2 separate regions of the Homo sapiens genome follow, and region 2 is linked to region 1. The links are chromatin loops, found by intact Hi-C in ENCODE. Cell type or tissue: mammary epithelial cell. All regions are shown on one strand. Each heading gives the region's core, and the rest is flanking DNA. Links, peaks and the distances in the headings are about the cores only. Region 1 overlaps TGFB2 (transforming growth factor beta 2). Region 2 overlaps LINC02869 (long intergenic non-protein coding RNA 2869).

Region 1 (10,639 bases), core at 1,495-9,494:
GTATCTAGAAGATTTATTAACTATCCTTTAAACCTTGTAAAACAAAAATGCATCATCTTTCCACTCATCTGAAAATGTACTTTCCTTCCATGTGTGTACATGATTTGTTTCAGGTAATTTGGCAACAGACGCTTCCTAAAATACTTGCCATAATGGTAGACTTTTTTCTGGATTAAGTAAATATAGAAAAGGAAGGAGATTCATACAATTAGACCCTTGGGTGCCCTCATGAATTTTACACAAGACTTATTCTACAGATCTGCCCCTGTGGTCCAAAACCTCCACTAAAAGAAGAGAATGTGGAGGCAACAATGGCTCTATGATAGGTAAGAAATGTTCTTTGCGAATTAAAGAAAGCAGATAAACATGACTTGAGGGCTGGGTACACTACGCTCTGGGCTTGGCATGCATTATTTTATTTTATTTAATCCTCAAAATGTTCCTGTAGGGTAGATTAAGGAAGCAAACTCAAGGAGGTTAACTAACTTGCCCAATGCCTCCCAGTGAACAAGTGTGAAGAGATGATCCAACTCAATCCCGAGTCATTTTCCCACTTCAGTGCTGGATTTTTAAAGGCCAAACAAGTTATTGAGTCAAGAAAACATTCAATGACAGAGGCAAAGATTTTTAAATAAGATTAAAATAAATGCTGGTACAAGATGAAAATATAAGATAGTGGAACGTATACACAATGAATGTTGGCATAAAGCTACAGCTTTAAAGATACAGCTTAATAGCAGTCCATCTCCTAGGAATCAAACCTTGCCTTGAAAATACTCCCAGTTGGGAAAGTAAGACATCACTTATCTAATTCTGAATAAATGGTATAATTAACCTACTATGGAACAGGAATAAGAAAAACAATGGTTGAGAAGCAGTTTTCAGGCATTCTGATCTGCCTCATTGACTAAAAACTGGTAACATTCACAGAACTCATCGTTTTGTCTCTAAATTCTTCCCCTAGCTAATCTGCAACAGTGCATTTTTACAAAATGCTTTGCATATTTCTGTGCTGCTAATTAGCACAGTGTATTATCTTATTCACATAGCTAACATTTAGACATACTACCTAGAACTAAACATTGTCTCCATTGCTGAATTAATTACTTATGATATACATGTCAAATGTCTATGACATATACATACATATACATGTATATATGTGTGTATATATATGTCCAGTTTCACTAAAGACACAGAATTTTTAAAAATTATGGCCATATCGACCAAATAAGCAGAAAAGACACATAATGCCAAATCTATATAAATCTTCCACCTTATAGAAAAGGAGTACATTTAGATTATCTTACTTGGAAAGAGTCCAAAGAGCAGCAAAGAGACTCTGAAGCTTTTTCTCTTTTAAATCCTACTAGGAGAACTACGATAAGAGCTTCCTCAACCACAGAGCACTGGTAGGCTCAGAAAACAGACAATCTCATCCTCTCACTTGGGTGAAAGGTCCTCTGGATCTTTTTCACTAGCTCCAGACTCATGAACAGGCCACATATAAACCACCCAAGAAATACAGTTAGTTAGCTACATAATTCTCAAACACAGTAGCGACTTTTGTCTGGTGGATTTGTTGTCTTGAACTTCATGGCCAAAGAGTTCTTAACCCACTTGTTGCATGTTAACTCCATTCTTCTTATCCAGTCCTTAGTGGAAACAGGAAACAGCTGCTTTCCATCACTCAGAGAATATCCCTCATATTCTTGGAGACTATGATTAAGTCCCCCTCAGCGTGCTTGCTTGCTTTCTCTAAACTAAATAAACCCAGTTCCTTTAGACCATATTTAAAGGTGTAATTTCCCAAACCTTTAATCATTTGGGTTGCTAACAAGGATGAATGATGCTATATAAAAGTATTCCTCCTACAGCTTCATGATTTTGCTTCAGAACTATCTAGAAAACCTTCTAATCACATCGTAAAGTCTTGAATCTTAACTTGAAAGGTATCTTCTTCCTAAGAATAGGCACAACCTCACTATCCTCTGTTTATCTCCCATTTATCACCCACACTAAATTGAACTGTAAGAGAAGAAGGCATGGAAAATCAACCTGCTGCTTACATTCAAAAGTTTATACAGGAAGTGACCAGATCAGTCAACTTCCCATTCTATTTTAGCCTTTGCTGTCTGTCTTTCTCAGGTCTCCAAACAACAAGAGTATTGAATGTTAGTAGTTGTGGATATGTAGCTGTTAATTGTTTTTCTAGATTCATGAGTCATTTGCTTCTAAATTTCTTTATACTTTTTTTTTTTTTGAGACAGGGTCTCACTCTATCACCCAGGTTGGAGTACAGTGGTGTGATCTTGGCTCACTGCAACCTCCGCCTCCAGGGTTCAAGTGATTCTCTCGCCTCAGACTCCGGAGTAGCTGGGACTACAGGTGTGCGCCACCCATGCCCGGCTAATTTTTTATATTTTTAGTAGAGACGGGGTTTTGCCATGTTGCCCAGGCTGGTCTCGAGCCACCCACCTCAGCCTCCCAAAGTGCTAGGATTACAGGCTTGAGCTACCACGCCCGGCCTCTTTATGTATCTTATCATGACAAAGATAATTTAGTTGAATAGTAGAAGCTCTCTTAACTGGCCTCCCCTTAACTGGCCAGAGTAACCAGCATTCTCCATTAATTCTGTGTTTTATAATATATATTGGCTGATGCCCAAAGCACACTGGGGATCATTGGGGAAAGTTACTCTCCAAGCACTTCCACTCTTACCAGTTGAGTTGTATGCTTAACAAATATCAATTTTATACATTTCTTTTTTTCCCTAGAAAGCATGAAATGATATACATTTCTAAACCTGCTTATGACACTTGGACTTGTTATTGTAATTATGCAAGTTAATTAAATGGTCTAGAAACTGATGAAATGCAGGACCAAAAGTAAAGAGAGCTGTTTCTTCTCCGAAAGCCAGTTGACTGTCTTGGAAAGTCTTCATAAAGACAAGTTCCTATAGGAAAGAAAGTTTTTTGGAAAACAGTTTGCTAGTTCCTCAAAAAGGCAAACATTGAATTACCCCATGATCCAGAAATTCCATTCTTAAGATATATAGCCAAAAGAACTGAAAGCTGGCACTCAAGCAATACTTATACATCAATGTTCATAGCAGCATTACTCACAATAGTCAAAAGGTGGGAAAAAATTCAAGTACTCATCAAGAGATGAATGCATAAACAAAATGTAGTACACTCATCCACTAAGATATTATTCAGCCATAAGAAAGAATAAAATTCAGACACATGCTACATGACATGGATGAACTCTGAGGATTATGCTAAGTGAAATAAGCTGACACAGAAGGACAAATATTGTGATTCCACTTACAAAAGGTACTTTAAATAGGCAAATTCATAGAGATAAAAAGCAGAATAGGCCAGGCACAGTGGCTCACGCCTGTAATCCCAGCTCTTTGGGAGGCCAAGGCAGGTGGATTACCTGAGGTCAGGAGTTTGAGACCAGCCTGGCCAACATGGTGAAACCCCGTCTCTATTAAAAATACAAAAATTAGCTGGGTGTTGTGGCACACACCTGTAATCCCAGCTACTCGGGAGACTGAGGCAGGAAAATTGCTTGAGCCCAGGAGGCGGAGGTTGCAGTGAGCTGAGATCGTGCCACTGCACTCCAGCCTGGCTGACAGAGCAAGACTCTGTCTCAGAAAAAAAAAAAAAAAAAAAAAAAAGATGCTCATGGATAGGGAGAATCAATATCGTGAAAATGGCCATACTGCCCAAGGTAATTTATAGATTCAGTGCCATCCCCATCAAGCTACCAGTGGCTTTCTTCACAGAATTGGAAAAAACTACTTTAAAGTTCATATGGAACCAAAAAAGAGCCCACATTGCCAAGACAAACCTAAGCCAAAAGAACAAAGCTGGAAGCATCATGCTACCTGACTTCAAACTATACTACAAGGCTACAGTAACCAAAAAAGCATGGTGCTGGTACCAAAACAGAGATATAGATCAATGGAACAGAACAGAGCCCTCAGAAATAACACCACACATCTACGACCATCTGATCTTTGACAAACCTGACAAAAACAAGAAATGGAGAAAGGATTCCCTATTTAATAAATGGTGCTGGGAAAACTGGCTAGCCATATGTAGAAAGCTGAAATTGGATCCCTTCCTTACACCTTATACAAAAATTAATTCAAGATGGATTAAAGACTTAAATGTTAGACCTAAAACCATAAAAGCCCTAGAAGAAAACCCAGGCAATACCATTCAGGACATGGGCATGGGCAAGGACTTCATGTCTAAAACACCAAAAGCAATGGCAACAAAAGCCAAAATTGGCAAATGGGATCTAATTAAACTAAAGAGCTTCTGCACAGCAAAAAGAAACTACCATCAAAGTGAACAGGCAACCTACAGAATGGGAGAAAATTTTTGCAATCTACCCATCTGACAAAGGGCTAATATCCAGAATCTACAAAGAACTTAAACAAATTTACAAGAAAAAATCAAACAACCCCATCAAAAAGTAGGCAAAGGATATGAACAGACACTTCTCAAAAGAAGACATTTATGCAGCCAACAGATACATGAAAAAATGCTCATCATCACTGGCCATCAGAGAAATGCAAATCAAAACCACAATGAGATACCATCTCACACCAGTTAGAATGGCAGTCATTAAAAAGTCAGGAAACAACAGGTGCTGGAGAGGATGTGGAGAAATAGGAACACTTTTACACTGTTGGTGGGACTGTAAACTAGTTCAACCATTGTGGAAGACAGTGTGGCAATTCCTCAAGGGTCTAGAAGTAGAAATACCATTTGACCCAGCCATCCCATTACTGGGTATATACCCAAAGGATTATAAATCATGCTGCTATAAAGACACATGCACACGAATGTTTATTGCGGCACTATTCACAATAGCAAAGACTTGGAACCAACCCAAATGCCCATCAATGATAGACTGGATTAAGAAAATGTGGCACATATACACCATGGAATACTACACAGTCAAAAAAAGGATGAGTTCATGTCTTCTGTAGGGACATGGATGAAGCTAGAAACCATCATTCTCAGCAAACTATCGCAAGGACAGAAAACCAAACACCGCATGTTCTCACTCATAGGTGGGAATTGAACAATGAGAACACTTGGACACAGGAAGGGGAACATCACACACTGGGGCTTGTCCTGAGGTGGGGGGAGAGGGGAGGGATAGCATTAGGAGATATACCTAATGTAAATGACAAGTTAATGGGTGCAGCACACCAACATGGCACATGTATACATATGTAACAAACCTGCACATTGTGCACATGTACCCTAGAACTTAAAGTATAATAATAAAATAAATAAATAAGAAGAAAAAAAAGAAGCAGAATAGAGGTTAGAGGTTAGTAGGGGTGTAGAAGGTAATTAGAAGGTATTGTTTAATGGGTACAGAGTTTCTGCTGGCGATAAAAAAAGTTCTAGAAATGGATAGTGGTGATGGCTATACAATATTGTGGTGAATGTACTTAATGCTGCTGACTTGTATACTTAAAGGATGGTTAAACTGTAATGTTTATATTATGTATATTTTATCACAATAATTTTTTTTCTAATTTTAGGTGTGAGAGAGACAGCTACAGAAGAAATAATACGATAAAAAGTTAGAAGAATCCTACACTCAGGTTGCTCAGCAATTGTCCTTAAACATCTCTACTTCAGAAAAATAAAAATAGAAATTGTAGATGATGCACTATAAATGTGATTTATACAAAACAAAATGACATGGATTGGTAATTGGCACATCCATGTCAAAGAAAAGTCCTTGGCCTTTCACAAAAAGAACTCAGCCTCAGCATGTGAATGTGTATGTATACATCCATATGTACATACATATATATTTGTTTTAAGTTTTAAAAATTTAAGGTTTGCATCTCTCTCTTTCTGTTTCTCTCTCCTATGTTTTTCTAATCCCTGGCTTTAACTGATTTTTTAATCTTTAACTGACCAACAACTGTTTCTGATTGAATTAGAAAAGGGGGCTTCTCATGTATTAAAAATAAGATTTAGCTGTCTTTGGCTTAGCTGCCACCCACAGTGATGTTTGAATGCCACCTTCATTACATTACTGATATATAATCATTAGATATAATATGTGTGAAATACCCACATATCGCCTTCAGCAAGGCTCCAAGCTCTTCATTGAATTACACAACTCCCTACACAAAAGCATCCATTCATTTCTCTGCCATTGGAAAGCAGCCAACTGGGCAGTGGATAAAGGTGAAAGTCACTGATGTTACCCAATAGTTTGAGGGGGGAAAAAACAAGTAGAAGTCTAGATGCAAAATTATAGCCAGAAGAAATCTTAACCTTAAAATAAAAATGCTGTAAAACAACTCAGGACTTGGGTTAGACACTAAGGGCAACATCTCTTACACGTCTATGAGACATTGCAAAGAGTTATAAGAAAGCATTGGGAATTCAATGTTACTTTCCAAATTCATACATCAACAGATCCACAGGAGACCATGGGGCTATTCAATCAGACTTCTAATGCAAAGGGAATTTAACTATAGTGCTGTAGAGAAAAATTGACACCAGGTTCATTAGTGTGGGCCCATCTTGTTTTTAAATGCATTTAATGTTTTTAACGCTTTAAATATGTTTAATCATTAAATATCTTTAAGTGTGTTCAGTGTTTAAATGTATTTAAATGTTTTAAATGTTTGCAGTGACTTGCAAGTAGTGATGAACAAATGATGAATCAAACATTCACTCTGCTGGCTGTGAGCACGAGTCTCTCAGATCTGCCTGACCTCAAGTCATTCACTTCAGCATTATGAAATACTGGCATTGGCAAGGCACTTTGAAACCATCTGCTTCAATCCCATACAGTTCATTCTCTAACATCTCTTTGTCTAAAGGCCTCTCATGACCGTGAACTCACTATTTAATGAGAAAGGTCGTCCCCCTTTTGGACAATCCATATTGTTGAGATTCTCCATTATCTTGGACTTAAAATTTCCATCAACTAGTCTTCCTTAATAATAGCGCCATTGCCTCATATTTGTACAACCATTGTAGTTTTTCAAATATTTGAACTTTTTGCCATGTTTTTAGCCCTTCACAGAAATCTTGTGGGATGAACATCATGGCCCTTATTATCTGCATTCTAAAAGAAACAGAAGACCAGGTCGGGCACGGTGGCTCACATCTGTAATCCTAGCACTTTGGGAGGCTGAGGTGGGCAGATTATGAGGTCAGGAGATCAAGACCATCCTGGCTAACACGGTGAAATCCCGTCTCTACTAAAAATACAAAAAATTAGCCGGGCGTGGTGGCTGGCACCTGTAATCCCAGCTACTCGGGAGGCTGAGGCAGGAGAATGGCGTGAACCCAGGAGACGGAGCTTGTGGTGAGCCGAGAACACACCACTGCACTCCAGCCTCCGTGATGGAGCAAGACTCCAACTAAATAAAAAACAAAAACAAACAAACAAACAAACAAAAAACGGAAGCCTGAAGCACTTAGGTGTGTTAACAAAGCCCTTCAGGAAGAGCCTGGACTAATGTCTTTCCCTCTTAATACCAGTGGAGAAGGCTTTCCAATATTGTTTTTCGCCCTCTGGAGCAAGATGTAAAATTCTTTCTTTTCCATGTCAGGCTCTAGTCACAAGAGGTGGCTTCCCTCAACTGATCCCTTTAAGGCAAAAGTTCAAGGTGTGTCACCATCCTTGTTAAAACCCTTTCCAATGTCTTCTTAAAATTAGTTCCTCAACAAACTCCAGATATGGTCTAACAGAATATGGAGATATACAGAACCTGTCAAATGTGAAGAGGGGAGTAGCTATTGCTTCCCTTGTTCTGGTCACTACTTTTAATGCAAACTATTTACTTTTGGCAGCAGCCACAACACATCATTGAGTCACAGAAATTTTTTTGTAAAATAAAACCTTTGTTCTTATTCACAAACTGTTGTTAAGTCAGATTTTTCCACTCCAAATCCTTTCTGGAATGAGGTGGAATAAAGAGAAAGAAATAATGCAAAGCAAGAAGGGAGGAGGGTTGGTCTTTCTAGCCCAGTGGTCTCCAATGTTAGCCTGCTTCAGAAACATCTGGAGTGCTCATTAACACAGATTGCTAAGCCCCATCCCCAGAGCCTCTGATTTAATAGGATGAGGTGGAGGCCCAAGAATCTGCATTTCTAACAAGTTCCCAGGTGATGTAGAAGCTGCTAACCAGGGATTACTCTGAGAACCACTGCTGTAGCCTGTATTTATATAATTCATTTTTCAAACATAAATGCAAATTACACATATATATCTGTTAATGTTGAACTCTATTATCTGACCCAAGTTTTAGCCTTTTGGAATCTCTCTGAATTTTCAGTTTGCTATTCAATGTATAAGCTACTCTTCGGAGCCACAGAGCACTAGCAACAGTGCAGCCAATGTCTTCATCATGTTGGTGATAACAATGTTAAAATCATAAGGCCAAAACCAGAACCTGTTGCTGGCTTCTTAGTTACCTCCTTCCTGGTGGCCATTTCTGAAATCAACACTCTGTGATATGCAGGGTATACAGCAGAAAAAAGTGGAATTTCACTCATTGACTAAGGGTCCTGGCCATCTGGGCCACCTGACAATCAATCCATTCCATTTACTCAGTGGTCCCTTAGAGTTCTTTGAAGAAGCCATAGGGCTGTGCCAAGTGCCTTTGAAAATCATTAGCGTAGCGAAAAGGTGCAGAGGCTTTGGAGTCAGACAAGCCTAAACTATGGCTTACTGGATCTATAATTCTCTCATCAATGAAAAGGAATAGTAAAACGCACCTTGTATGTTTGTCGAGAAAATTAAGTGTCACGGAGTAGGGAGAGCATCAGTCACATTGCCTGGTATTCAATACGTGTGAGTTATTGTTATGATTATGTTCCCTACCTTGTCAAAAACTTTCAGAGGCTTCTAATGCCTAGTGAATAAACTCCAGATTCCTTAGTTCAGTATTGATAACACAACTGGCCACCAACCTATCATCTCACACGCGCCTTTCATCCCTAGAAGCCTAATCTAAACAATATCTCTAAAACATGGATTATATACTCCAAACTTCCAAACTTTGGCTTCTAACTAGCAACCCTATCAGAATGCCTTTCCCTCCTCCAGTTTTCTCCTAAAAAACAAAACAAAACAAGCCTTTCCACTCTTCTAATCCAAACTTGAAGCCCAGTTTTTCAATGACATGCTTACTTTCACTCTAAACTAAAGTCAGGTCCCTTTCCCTAGTTCCCCATGCAATGCTACGGGATTTGCTGAGCATGTGGTCCCTTGCGCATAGTGGCTTCAAGGGTAATCCTGGATGTGTGGAAATGTCCATTTCCTCCAATAGAATATTAAGCCCATACAAGAGAGAGGGAAACATAAACTTATTTAAATCCCCACAAACCCTTATATTTTGGTTTGCTGACACTGGTAGAATACATATTCATTGATTAATTTTGGAGAAATCTGACTCTCTAGGTCAAAACCGTGTTATTAAAGACCAAGATTTTCTCTCAGGCAGACAGGCACAGAGAACACACTCTTGTGAGCATTTCTTGGCTTACCTACAGCAGGAACAAATGATTCTCCAACACATCACTCCCACATCCATACTCTGGAAGGCTTTCATTGGCTTTGGAGGAGCCTTTTACCCTCATTCAAAGTAATAATAATAACTAATAATATTCAAATATTTAATATGATCAGTTAATTTGTTTGTTCAGTCATTCATTCATTGCCGAGCATCTTGTATGCACTTGAGTCCTCATTTATTCATTTGTTTGATTTTATTTTATACCTCACTTCCTCCAGTTTAGTTCAACAAATATTAAGCACTGGCTGTAAGCAAAGCATTGCATTATACGTATACCCCAGGATAATAAGATGGTGCCTGTTCTTAAAGGAGTGCATTGGGTAGTAAGGGAATATAGACATCTCAACAAAAACTTAAAACGATGTGTTCATAGGTTACCAGGAAATGTTACAGGCAGGGCATCTATCCTTGCCAGGTAGATGAGGTCAGGGAAGATTTCCTGTAGAGAGGAGAGTGTAAAAGGATGACTATGAACATCCAAAAAACCAGCACTAAGAGAACACAGTCCAGGTAATAGGGATGTGCTGGTTCATTAGAAGGGAGAACAAGGCCAGGCGTGGTGCCTCACGCCTGTAATCTCAGCACTATGGGACGCTGAGATGGAAGGATCGTTTGAGCCCAGAAGTTTGAGACCAGTCTGAGCAACATAATGAGACCTCACCTCTATGAAAACATTTTTAAAAATTAGCTGGACATGGTGGTGCACATCTGTAGTCCCAGTTACTCAAAAGGCTGGGGCAGGAGGATCTGTTGAGCCTGGGAGGTTGAGGCTGCAGCGAGCCAAGATTGTACCACTGCATTCCAGCCTGGGTGACAGAGCGAGACTCTGTCAAAAACAAAAAAAAAGAAAACAAAAAAACAAAAAAAACAAGAAGAAAGAAAGAAAGAAGGAAGGAAGGAAGGCATCCTCCTCTCTCTTCAGTGCCCTTTTATCTTTTCTAACAATATATACTAGGATTTAGGGAGAGTTGGCTTGATAGGTGTATGGGTAACCTAGAACTGTAGTAACAAAGTACCACAAACTGGGTGACTTATAACACTAACTTATCC
Region 2 (10,639 bases), core at 1,294-9,293, 94 kb before region 1:
CCCAGATCATTAGCAATTTTCTTTCCTTATTGTATGATTTCTGTCCGCCTCTGGGTGGCTTTATTTTAATTAGAAAAAAATAGAATGGAAAAGTTTCAATTGTAAACACACAAAGGTTCTGTTGGTAAGTAGGAGTTTGGCAGAAGAAAGACCCATGGTGAGCTTAGCTGAAGTTTATTGGCTCAAAAACAAGAACAATTTTGAAGGAAATTAGGATAGTTTTTTTAAAGTGACAATTTTCTCCATCAGGTAGATTACACTATTTCCTGTTATTTTATGATACCGATATTTCACTTACACATTTTCTCCAGAGCCCATAAAATTTTCCATCTGGGGTACAGTTTTCTAATCCCTTTGTAAGCCTTGGATTCAGTTTCTCCTTTTCTTTTTTTCCTCACTTTCTTTTTTTTTTTTTTTTTAAAGTGTCAGTCTCCAGGAACCTTTATCAGATAGCAGGGAACATGTTTACATCTTAGCTAAAGAGCTTATCCACTCACAGAAAGCTTCCCATATAGCCCTGGAGGACAGAGGGTGGAAGTAAAAATCAGGCTTAACTACTAAAATTACCTCTGCCTGAAACTTTAGCTTATGCCTTAAACAGCTTACAACTAAAATCCTTGAAAATGAAGACTCAGGGCTTCCAGCCGATAGATGTTTTCCACACAGGAGATGAAAGAGCAGGTACAGCCTGGGTTTCTTTCAATGGGAAGGAAGAGCAATTGGTTGCGGTCTGTAGGAAAAGAAAAAAAGCAAATGTCCTTTAAAAGCTTAATAGTACCAAGAAGATCTTTTTCTCCCTTTCTCTCCCAGTGGAACCATAAAGTCCTCCCAGGCAAAGACCGGGCCGACAAAAAGAAAAAGAGAGAACAAAAGCTGAAGCATCATGTGGATAGAGTTACAGACTGATCACAACTCACGTGATGACATTTTATGACTGATGGAACAAAACGGGAAACAGTTATTTCTTAATGGACATTATTTCCTGTTTCTGGAATACAGTGGTTTGTTTCATTCATTCGTGCCACATAGCAGGTCAGTTGGCTTCCCAGCACTCACCTTTGTTTATTGGCATGCAATGGTTTAACTTTTCTCCCACTGGACATATCCTTGCTCTGCCGCCTTCCTGTACCAACAGTTTTTGTCATCCCTTTCAGAATTTTAACAACATTCTGAGAAAGTTTGTTTAGAGAAAATATGGGAAGGATAACAAACGAATTTTCAAGTAGGAAAGCTGGGAGTGAATATTGGGTTCTAAAAGGTGAAGAACTTCCTCTGTTCAAATGAAGGGGAGGATAGCCAGGCTGCTAGCTGTGGGATCACATCAGTGACCAGCAGCGAGTTTGGCACTCAGGCAGAGCACACATGGAGAGGGCTTGAGAATATCCCCATGAGTGTGCAATGAGACAGAGAAATGTAAGCTATGCCCAAGAGCCTCTTGTGGGCAGGATGCCGTGGCATTTAAGCATCGGTAACATTGCTTTCTTCCTTCTCAATGTACTGGAGTATCATTTCAGTGTTAGGACTCAGACTATCTGCTTCAATATACAGCCAAAGTTAATATGAAGGTTTACACAATTATCTAGATAATTCATACAAAAAAGAAAACTACCAGGGAAACAAAAGCTTCACAGTATCTCCACTCAAAAGGCCTGACTGCTCATCCACCAAAATCAAACTCAAAATACTACCTGACCTAGTAAATCCTTGATTCATATTTGCCCAGTGAATCAATGAATGGGATGAATGAGTAAACTGAGTAAATCACTGACTCTATTTTATTCTCCACTTTACTTAAATCAGTAGCACCTCAGCTTATGAACTGAGATATTTTATACTGAATATTTCACATTTCTTCCCTAAATATTTTACACAAAAATCCAAAAGTTGCCAGCTGTTTGAAGACTCCAGGTTACTTTTACAAAAGAAAAACCACTTCTTAAAATTATGGTGTCAGCCAAAAAACCGCCCAGTCTTTTGGCTGCAAAAGTGTCAAAATGTAGGCTTCTTCCTGGGGACTAAAATTGTCTCTTGGAGAAAAATATCAGGTGGGAATTACCTGGAGAACAATTTACTAAAAGAGAGTCATTAACATCATGTTAAAGACATTGTTTAAGGAAGTAGCATGTAATAAATGATTTATTCATTAATTTGAAATATCATTTTATCATTGCTCTAAATGGTTATATTTGGAGTCTGACTATTCTCATTTATTTCTGTCCCCCATTTAGAAGTTAAATATTCTTATGACTTCATATAGCAAGAACAACACGTGTAGGTAAAATCAGGAAATACAAAAGGAACGAAAAAGGAAATTGCATTTTGTGCAGCTCCTACTGAGATAGCTAGTGACATTTGTTTTCCCCAGTGCCAGTGCTGTCAGAAATCCTTATCCACACATCTCCCTTATTACTCTAATTTGTCAAAATGATGGGTAAGTAAGAAAATAAACCTTTTTTCTCAATCTGTAATCAAATTATTAAAGCAACATGTTTGTAGTTATTGAAGCTCCCTCCGGCCTTCCTCACACTTCATGTTCTCAGCAAACCGAAATTCTCTGAATTAAAGTTCCCTGCTCGCAGCTCTCTTGTCTCCCTGTCTAAAACACTTGTTCCTCGAATATTTATTTAACCTCTGCAGACTCAGTTTATTTTTGTCTTTATTTTTAGCAGGGGGTGGTGGCACGCACCTGTAGTCCCAGCTACTTGGGAGGCTGAGGCAGGAGAATCATTTGAACCCAGGAGGCGGAGGTTGCAGTGAGCCAAGATTGCACCATTGCACTCCAGCCTGGCAACAGAATGAGACTCCGTCTTAAAAAATAAATAATAAATAAATAAATACAATAAAAAACTCACACCATTAAACAACTCTCCATTTCTCCCCTCCCCCTAGCCCCTGGCAACCACCATTTTACTTTCTGTCTTTATGAATTTAACTATTCTAGGTACCTTTCTTTTATAAGCATCTAGAATATACCTTATCATATATATATATGGAATCATGTGATATTTGTCCTCTTGTAATTGACTTATTTCACTTAGTATAATGTCCTCAAGGTTTATCCATGCCATGGCATGTATCAGAATCCCCTTTCTTTTGATGGCTGAATATTATTCATTCTATCATCTATCTATCTATCTATCTATCTATCTATCTATCTATCTATCTATTTATCTTTCGATGTATCTATCTATCTGGATATGTGGAGCTGTCCCATTGATGGACTTTTGGGAAGTTGTTTGTTTTTATTGACAGACGTTTGTGGATCTGTTCACTAAACTGTTGCCACCATGCAGACACAATGTCCCTTCCCCCTAAAATGAATTACATTTTTACATCCAAAAAAAAAAAAAGGGAAATAGGTCGGGTGCGGTGGCTCACGCCTGTTATCCCAGCACTTTGGGAGGCTGAGGCAGGCGGATCACAAGGTCAGGAGATCGAGACCATCCTGGCTAACACGATGAAATCCCGTCTCTACTAAAAATACAAAAATTAGCTAGGCGTGGTGGCGGGCGCCTGTAGTCCCAACTACTCGGGAGGCTGAGGCAGGAGAATGGCATGAACCCTGGAGACAGAGCTTGCAGTGAGCCGAGATAATGCCACTGCACTCCAGCCTGGGCGACAGAGCGAGACTCTGTCTCAAAAAAAAAAAAAAAAAAAAAAGAAAATAATTGCTCACATTACATTTCCCATAAAATGACCTTGTATGACCCAATCAATATACAAATATTTTGACTTTTCACAATTCAGATGTCTGAATCATTAGATTCTACTACTCATTTGATGTAAATAAAAAGTTATTCAATTCCTAAAGATTTATTCGCAAGCCAAATTCAATGTCCACGCTTTTGGAAATTCAAACTATAATACTATGGAGCTAGCTTTTGGATATTAAACTTTAAGGAAACCATGCTTCTTAAAAAGCATATTAACTTAGCCCTGGTCCACAGCTGCATTGCTCAGAGTACTTGTATACTAAAATTTGCTTTAAAAAGGAGCCAATTTCTTTCTTTTCCATATGCGATCTGTTACACTAGCAATATTCTAAGTGTAACGAGGGGCTTGGAAATGGGAAGATCACTAATTTGAATCTAGTATTTATTGATAAAATACAGGACACCCAATTCAATTTGAATTTTAGATAACCAATGAAGAATGTTTTAGTATAAGTATGTCCCATGTGACATTTGAGACATACTTATGTTAAAAAATTCTTCATTATTTATCTGAAACTCAAATTTAACTGGACATTCTCTATCTTTATTTGCTAAATAGGACAATCCTATGTGATTCCTACCCTGATCTGTAGGAACTTGAGCCAAGAGACAGATGGAAAAGATAACTGAATGAAAGTGTGCTAACACTAGGGGGCGCTGCAAGAAACAGAGTGAGGCCATACTGGGAATTGAAGAAAGAACAGTAAGGTTCTCCTGGCTCCACTGTGAAGAGCACTTGAGGAACACATAGGAGAGGAGTGACTTCGGCATGTATAACCATCAGAGCCACATAAACCAGCCCCAGCAGGGACAGGGCGCAGCCGCGCAAGCCAAGTCACTAGCAACCAGGAAGCCTCCAAGTCCAGCAGCCAGGGCAACAGAAGCAGCAGCTATGGCTACTGAGCAGCTGATCAGATGCTGGCCTCCACAACCACCAACAAAGAATTTTACTGGCTTCCAAGAAGGACAACTGAGCCTCCCAGGGATCCTGCCAAAGAGGGTTGAGTGGATATCTGGGAACTAAGTTTCTAACAATTCTGGTGGAGTGGTGGGGGTACAATTCAAAGCCTCTTTATAATCCCACTGGTGTGGCCTCCTTCTTGCCCCCACACACAGACATATGCACATTCCCAGAGTGACGCTCTCAAAAGCCAAAGCTAACCGGACTTCTCAACAGCAGAAAATATATCATTTGCACCCCCACAACTTCCCAAAGTAGCCTTCTCCATGTTCTGCGTTGCTCTTCCCAACTTGCCTTCCAACATAGACATCTCCACCAACTCAGATACCTCACTGAACCACCCGCCCCGTCTTCCAGATATAAGGGAAAACACTTCAAAGTTAAAAAGACAATTGTGATTCCAAAAATGATTAAAAAAAAAAAAAGGTCTGTGCCAAAAATAACAGCAACAAAAAGTGTGTTAAGATAAGTCTTACTGGCCAGGTGCAGTGGCTCACTCCTGTAATCCCAGCACTTTGGGAGGCCAAGACGGGTGGATCACCTGAAATCACGAGTTTGAGACTAGTCTGACCAATGTGGAGAAATCCGTCTCTACTAAAAATACAAAAATTAGCCGGGCATGGTGGCCCATGTCTGAAGTCCCAGCTACTCCAGAGGCTGACTCAGGAGAATCACTTGAACTGGGGAGGCAGAGGTTGCAGTGAGCCAAGATCATGCCACTGCACTCCATCCTGGGCAACAGAGCAAGACTCCATCTAAAAAAATAAAAAACAAGAGAAGTAAGTATTACCAAATGCCAAAGTATCAGTTCTAAGCAAAATGTTCTTTTTTTCAGACACTTCCTTTTCTGGATCCTTAAGAGAAATACAGGAATTGTAAATAACAGAGTTGAAAAGCTAATAATCTCTTCGCATCTTCCCTCTGGCTTCAAATTTCACTCACGTTCTCTGTTCAAGAAACTTGGCAGCTTGGAAACCAGGTACTGAAATTACGCGAAACTATAGTGTTATAAGTGTTCACACATACTATAAGTGTGTACACATACTATAGCTATCCGCCAGCTACACATACCTTTCCTTAGAAAATGACAAATCCATTTGAAATCAGGGTGAAACATTTAGATAGGCTTAACACTTATGTGTCCCGAGTCTCTCTTATCAGAGGAAGAAAATATAAAAATAACGAGTCCTAGGCTTACACAGTGACCTGAGCCACAAGCTGGGTGCAAAAACCCAGGTTTTGGGTTTAACCAACAGAGGAGAAATACTGGCTGGCTCTTCTGAAGAAAATTACTCACAATGCATTGCTAAAATTTATTCTTGAGAACAAAACCAGAAAGAAGGGATGAATTGGGACATAGAAAAAAAAACTTAAGCTTGATTCAGCTATCAACCGAGAGACCCTAGAATTGATGGTGACAGAGCAAACAGCAATTGTCCAGGGAGTACTTAAAACCACCTCTGTGTGTGATCATTGCCTCTATGATATGATTTCAGGGTTCTGGGAAATGTTTCTCATGTTGGTTGGCCATATATACCAGGCATTGCCAATAGTAACTAATAAAGACATCTATAAAAAATGTATAAGGAAATAGAAAACAAATACACAAATACACCATATTATTGCAATTTATGTTTTCACAAAAAACTCCTGTCACATTGCAACGTTGGTCAAAAAGATCTTCAGAGCATAACTCTGGGCAGAACTGTTCCTGCTCCTGGAAAAGTGAACCACAGTTTACAGCCAACACCCCAGTCAGAATGTCTTCTTGCCTTTGTCTAGTGCTTTGTAGATTACAAAACTGTTCTGTGAACATTTTCTCCTTTGATTCTCAGAATTTGTGTGTGTAGTGGACATTATTATTACTATTTTGTGTTTAAAGGAACCAAAGATCTTACCTACTTCTTCCAGCTTACTTCCCACCACATTCCTCTTATCTCTCTCCCCCAACCTCTCCAGGCTCCCTCTGGCCTTCCTCACACTTCGTGTTCTCAGCAAACTGAAATTCTCTGAATTCAAGTTCCCTGCTTGCAGCTCTCTTTTCTCCCTGTCTAAAACGCAGTTCCTTTCTTTCAAAGCACTTGCTCCTCGGATATTTATTTAACCTCTTCAGACTCAGCTTAAACCATGAGAAAGCTCTCTCTGACCCTTTAAGACAGACGTGTCTCCTCTGCACTGCCATAGGCTCCTTCCTGTAGGTCCCCTAAAATAGCTCTTATGGCACTTGGTTTTAATGACCTGCTTAATGGTCTGTCTTCCTCACTCAGCTTAGAGTCCATGAAGGCAGAAATCATCTCCAGTGCTGAAAAGATGTAGGTACCTAAAAAATATTTGTTGAAAGAATGAATAAAGTTACTTCCTCAGGCTCACAGAAAGGTGAGTGTCAGACCTGGGATGAAAATTCTGATCTGCTTCCAGTAAAGGGCCAGTTGTTATGTGGTTGACTGACACATGTGTTTTCAAGATGAAAGAGAGTATAACCATGTCAAAGAATGTTCAGAATAACTAGATCAGGTGAAGAACTCTCAGTAAATGTTAATCAACAAAATGTTAAAATTCACTAGACAAATCTGGGATATATCACCAAACTATTCACAATATGCCAAAGTCACACTCTTGACCTTCTTCTAGTGGAAATCATAGCTCCAAGAGGAAAAACACAGTATGTAATCTAAATGTTGGCCACAATGTCCCTCAAAAAGCATCAAACTGGAGCTTGACCATCATCTTGTCCCTCAATTAAGCAACTTTGTGTTAAATGCAAAGATGGTGCTGCTGACTCACACAAAGTTCTTTGCAATTTGAACACACAAGGTCATCCCTGAACAAGGTGAAAGTTGCTTCTGATGTTGTCTCAGCATCAAAAACTTGACAAAATTAGTCAGCATTCTTCACCAGTATCAAAGTCATCTTTAACTTGCGTATTTGTCTGCAGCTGTTATATCATCTTTCTATGTCTTTCTCCTTGGCTGTTCCTTTGTTCATGTAAATTTGCATTCAGGCCCTCCTTCTCCACCAAATGTTCTGACTGCTTTCTTTTCTCCCCTTGGAACAGAAGCATATGGCTTGCATCTGAAATCTATCCCTCTCATTTCTTTTTTGGCCAATCCGGTTAAACAATTGGCTCCACTGCTTTTCTCCACCAAAATGACTGGGTGTTTCACTTGCTTACCCAAAGGGTAGAGTTATCTGACTTTAAGCAGATGAGCCAACATTAATTTTGCAATTTGGAAGCTAAAGTATTGTCTCTGATCACAAAGTTTATAGGCATTAAAATCAACTCAGCTCAACTAGAAACAATTTCAAATCTTTCCTGCGAATTCAAAACAGAAACTTCTAAAAAGATAGTTTCATTACTTTTAGGGAGACATTTAAACACTACCTCTTCATATTTCCTTGGAAGGGAAAAAAAATACATTTCATTCCAAAGAGGAAAAAAATGGGAAAGGCGTTTTTGTCCTTTCTATCTGTTCTTTACTTCCTAAGAGCAGAAGAGTAAATTATCAGATTGGCAAGAATGGAAGAAGGAACTGAACACTGGCAAGAATGGAGGAAAGGGCAGTGTAACCAGCCCCTTCCAACAGATTCCAACATGTCCCAATTTCACTCCTTCCCTGGGCAAGAAAGCTAGGGCAGGGGGAAAGCCTGCAGTATTCTTACTGGGCTGTCTGCAGCTTGGTGAGTACATTGGTTCAACTCATGGGGAAGCAATTAGGTAACCTAATTATAGCCTCTCCTCCAAGCCATGTTTCCGAATCTGCTATTTCCAGTACAAAAAAAAGACTGATATTCATTTATCTTATCCCACTATCTATCTGGTTTAGAATTTAGAGGGAGACAGGAGAATGATTCATTACCAAATTTCAACACGTGTCTAATTTTCTGTTCCTTGGCTGATTATGTTGCCTACATCTCACGGCCACCAGAGAAATGCAGGCGTTTATAATCTTACGTACCATAGTCTGAATCCTGCTGCTTACAAGATTTGTGAGCATGGGCTAAACAAATTAACTTCTTTATGCCTCAATTCTGTCACTTCAAAACAGGACCAAAAATAGCTACCACATTCTGTTTCTACAAGAATGTAGTGAGTGAATTATATACAGTTTCTATCTAGCTTGGTACCCGATACAAATAGGTCTTGGTAGCTCTGTCACTTACAAAGTATAAGATGCTTTCCCAAAGTACCCATAATGATCAAACTAAGCAGAGAATAGAGGATGTTATCGGCATATAATGTGGAACATTTTTTTTTTTCTGAAGAGAGGGTGTATTATCGAAAAGAAACATCCCAGGTGGTTCAGATTTACTAAATACTGTTCAGCTCCCTCTGTCTTTCCTTCTGGGGATCTCTTGCCATAGTACTGCTGAGAAAAGAGTGGGTAAGAAGCTCCTTTTTATTGTAAAGCTAAAAGAAATGGCATAGCACCTGGTCACCCATTCTAGTGGTAACGAAACAAAAAGCTATGATCTTCCCCTCAAGCCTGCAACAGGGTCTTTCGAGAACCTCAGGAAAAAAGCCTCTGAGATTTTCAGCTCACGTGAGCAAATCCAAAGAGTTAGATAACTGAGATAAAGAACTCTGGTAGACTAAGTGGAGGCCATTGCATTTGAACAAATACCTTTGAAAGGTAGGAATATTCTTTGAATTTTTTCCCCTCCTAGAAACTGAAACTAGGGGTATTTAGGATCTCTTTATCCTGCCCTCTTGTGCAATTTCCTTTTCACTCTCAAATTCTTTTTGCTGTGCTTGTCATCACTTCATATTCTATGGACTGTATAAGCTGTCCTTTGTTCCTGCTATTTTAAGCTTCCTCCTTATCGCAGGACTGATGGTCTTAGCATCAGGTTTGAAACCCCTAGACATGCTGGAGCCACACTGCAGAATCCCAGCAGAGCTGAAGGGGTCCTTTTTCTTTCCCGAGGTGTTTTCAGTTTCTGAGGTTCAAATCATGAAAACAAAAGAGTTATTTCCTTTAACAGAGGCTCTAAGAGCATTTTTATTCTAACAAAACGCTATGTTTTAGTAAAAGAATCTGGTTGGAGATTGCCCCTGTAGTAGTTTCCTACAATGAGAAAAACTGGCTTCAAATGGCAGTTGTGTGTACCATGTATGTATTTTGATTTTTCTGATGCTACGTGTCCATATTAGAAGGACATAACATAGTTAGCTTCAGTTTGAACACAGGGTCAATCTTATCTACATGTAGAAGCTATCTAAGGCACTTTAGTCTTTCTTACCTGCTTGCTGGTATCTGAGATTCCCTCAGTAGAAGAGAGAGCCCTTCAATTCCCAGTTAGCAATAAGGATTAACACTGAAAATGCAAAAACAGTGGTTCTCCACCTGGTCTATTTCCACCTGAGTACACCTGAAGGATATGACACACGTAATAGGAGCTTATGGTAACAGTCAATCTCACCAGGTTGAGATTAGGAGAGCAAAGAGCTTTCAGAGAGTAAGATTTGATAGGGAGATAGACACTGGGAGAAAGGAGCCATAGAATGGAGAGGTCAGGACCATTAAGACAAATTTGAAGGACTCCCAATTCCTGTCCAAGGCTTACCCTGTCAACAGTAAAAAGCAAAAAAACACTTACATGAGCCATAGTTTCTGTATCATGGAGACTCTCATCTAGTACTTATATACCAATTGTTCAAATCACTAGCCTCCCTATATCTGCTTTTAAGTGGGTCTGACAAAATCCACAGTTTGCAGCCACCCCTGCCTTCTCAGAGGCATAACTCATCCAGCTATCTCTGCAGAGCAGATAGGGACCCCATGACAAAGTTATAAAGATAGGAACTTAGTCACTGTTTATTAGGAAATATTGGGTGTTCCATACAAAAAGAGGGATCTTATACATTTTTAATTCTTATACCTTCTTCATGAAGTATTAATATACTGCTTTTTTTGTTGTTGTTTGAGATGGAGTCTTGCTCTGTTGCCCAGGCTGGACTGCAGTG

What was found. Hi-C counts contacts between places; a loop is a spot of excess contacts. Peaks named below come from ENCODE experiments on the same cell type or tissue, not always from the same donor. Only the 100,000 strongest peaks of a DNase experiment are listed, where the experiment ranks them.
Region 2: a loop joins it to region 1, with 2.0 times the contacts of the local background. A loop is called at or near these places in 2 of 110 quality-filtered maps.

Annotation. Positions count from the first base shown.
Region 1 is chr1:218,422,019-218,432,657 of GRCh38, reverse strand. All of the region lies in intron 2 of TGFB2 (transforming growth factor beta 2), which reads right to left. Among named protein-coding and RNA genes, the nearest start is that of TGFB2-OT1, 15 kb to the left of the region's middle. In mammary epithelial cell, for the core only: no CTCF peak of the experiment used is centred there; DNase peaks (open chromatin) are centred at 6,217 and 6,757; H3K27ac peaks cover 1,527 bases.
Region 2 is chr1:218,515,498-218,526,136 of GRCh38, reverse strand. LINC02869 (long intergenic non-protein coding RNA 2869) reads right to left here. Exons shown (of 3, transcript NR_146760.1): 2 at 2,687-2,784; 3 at 159-730. Among named protein-coding and RNA genes, the nearest start is that of LINC02869, 11 kb to the right of the region's middle. In mammary epithelial cell, for the core only: a CTCF peak has its summit at 4,363 (motif pointing right); no DNase peak of the experiment used is centred there.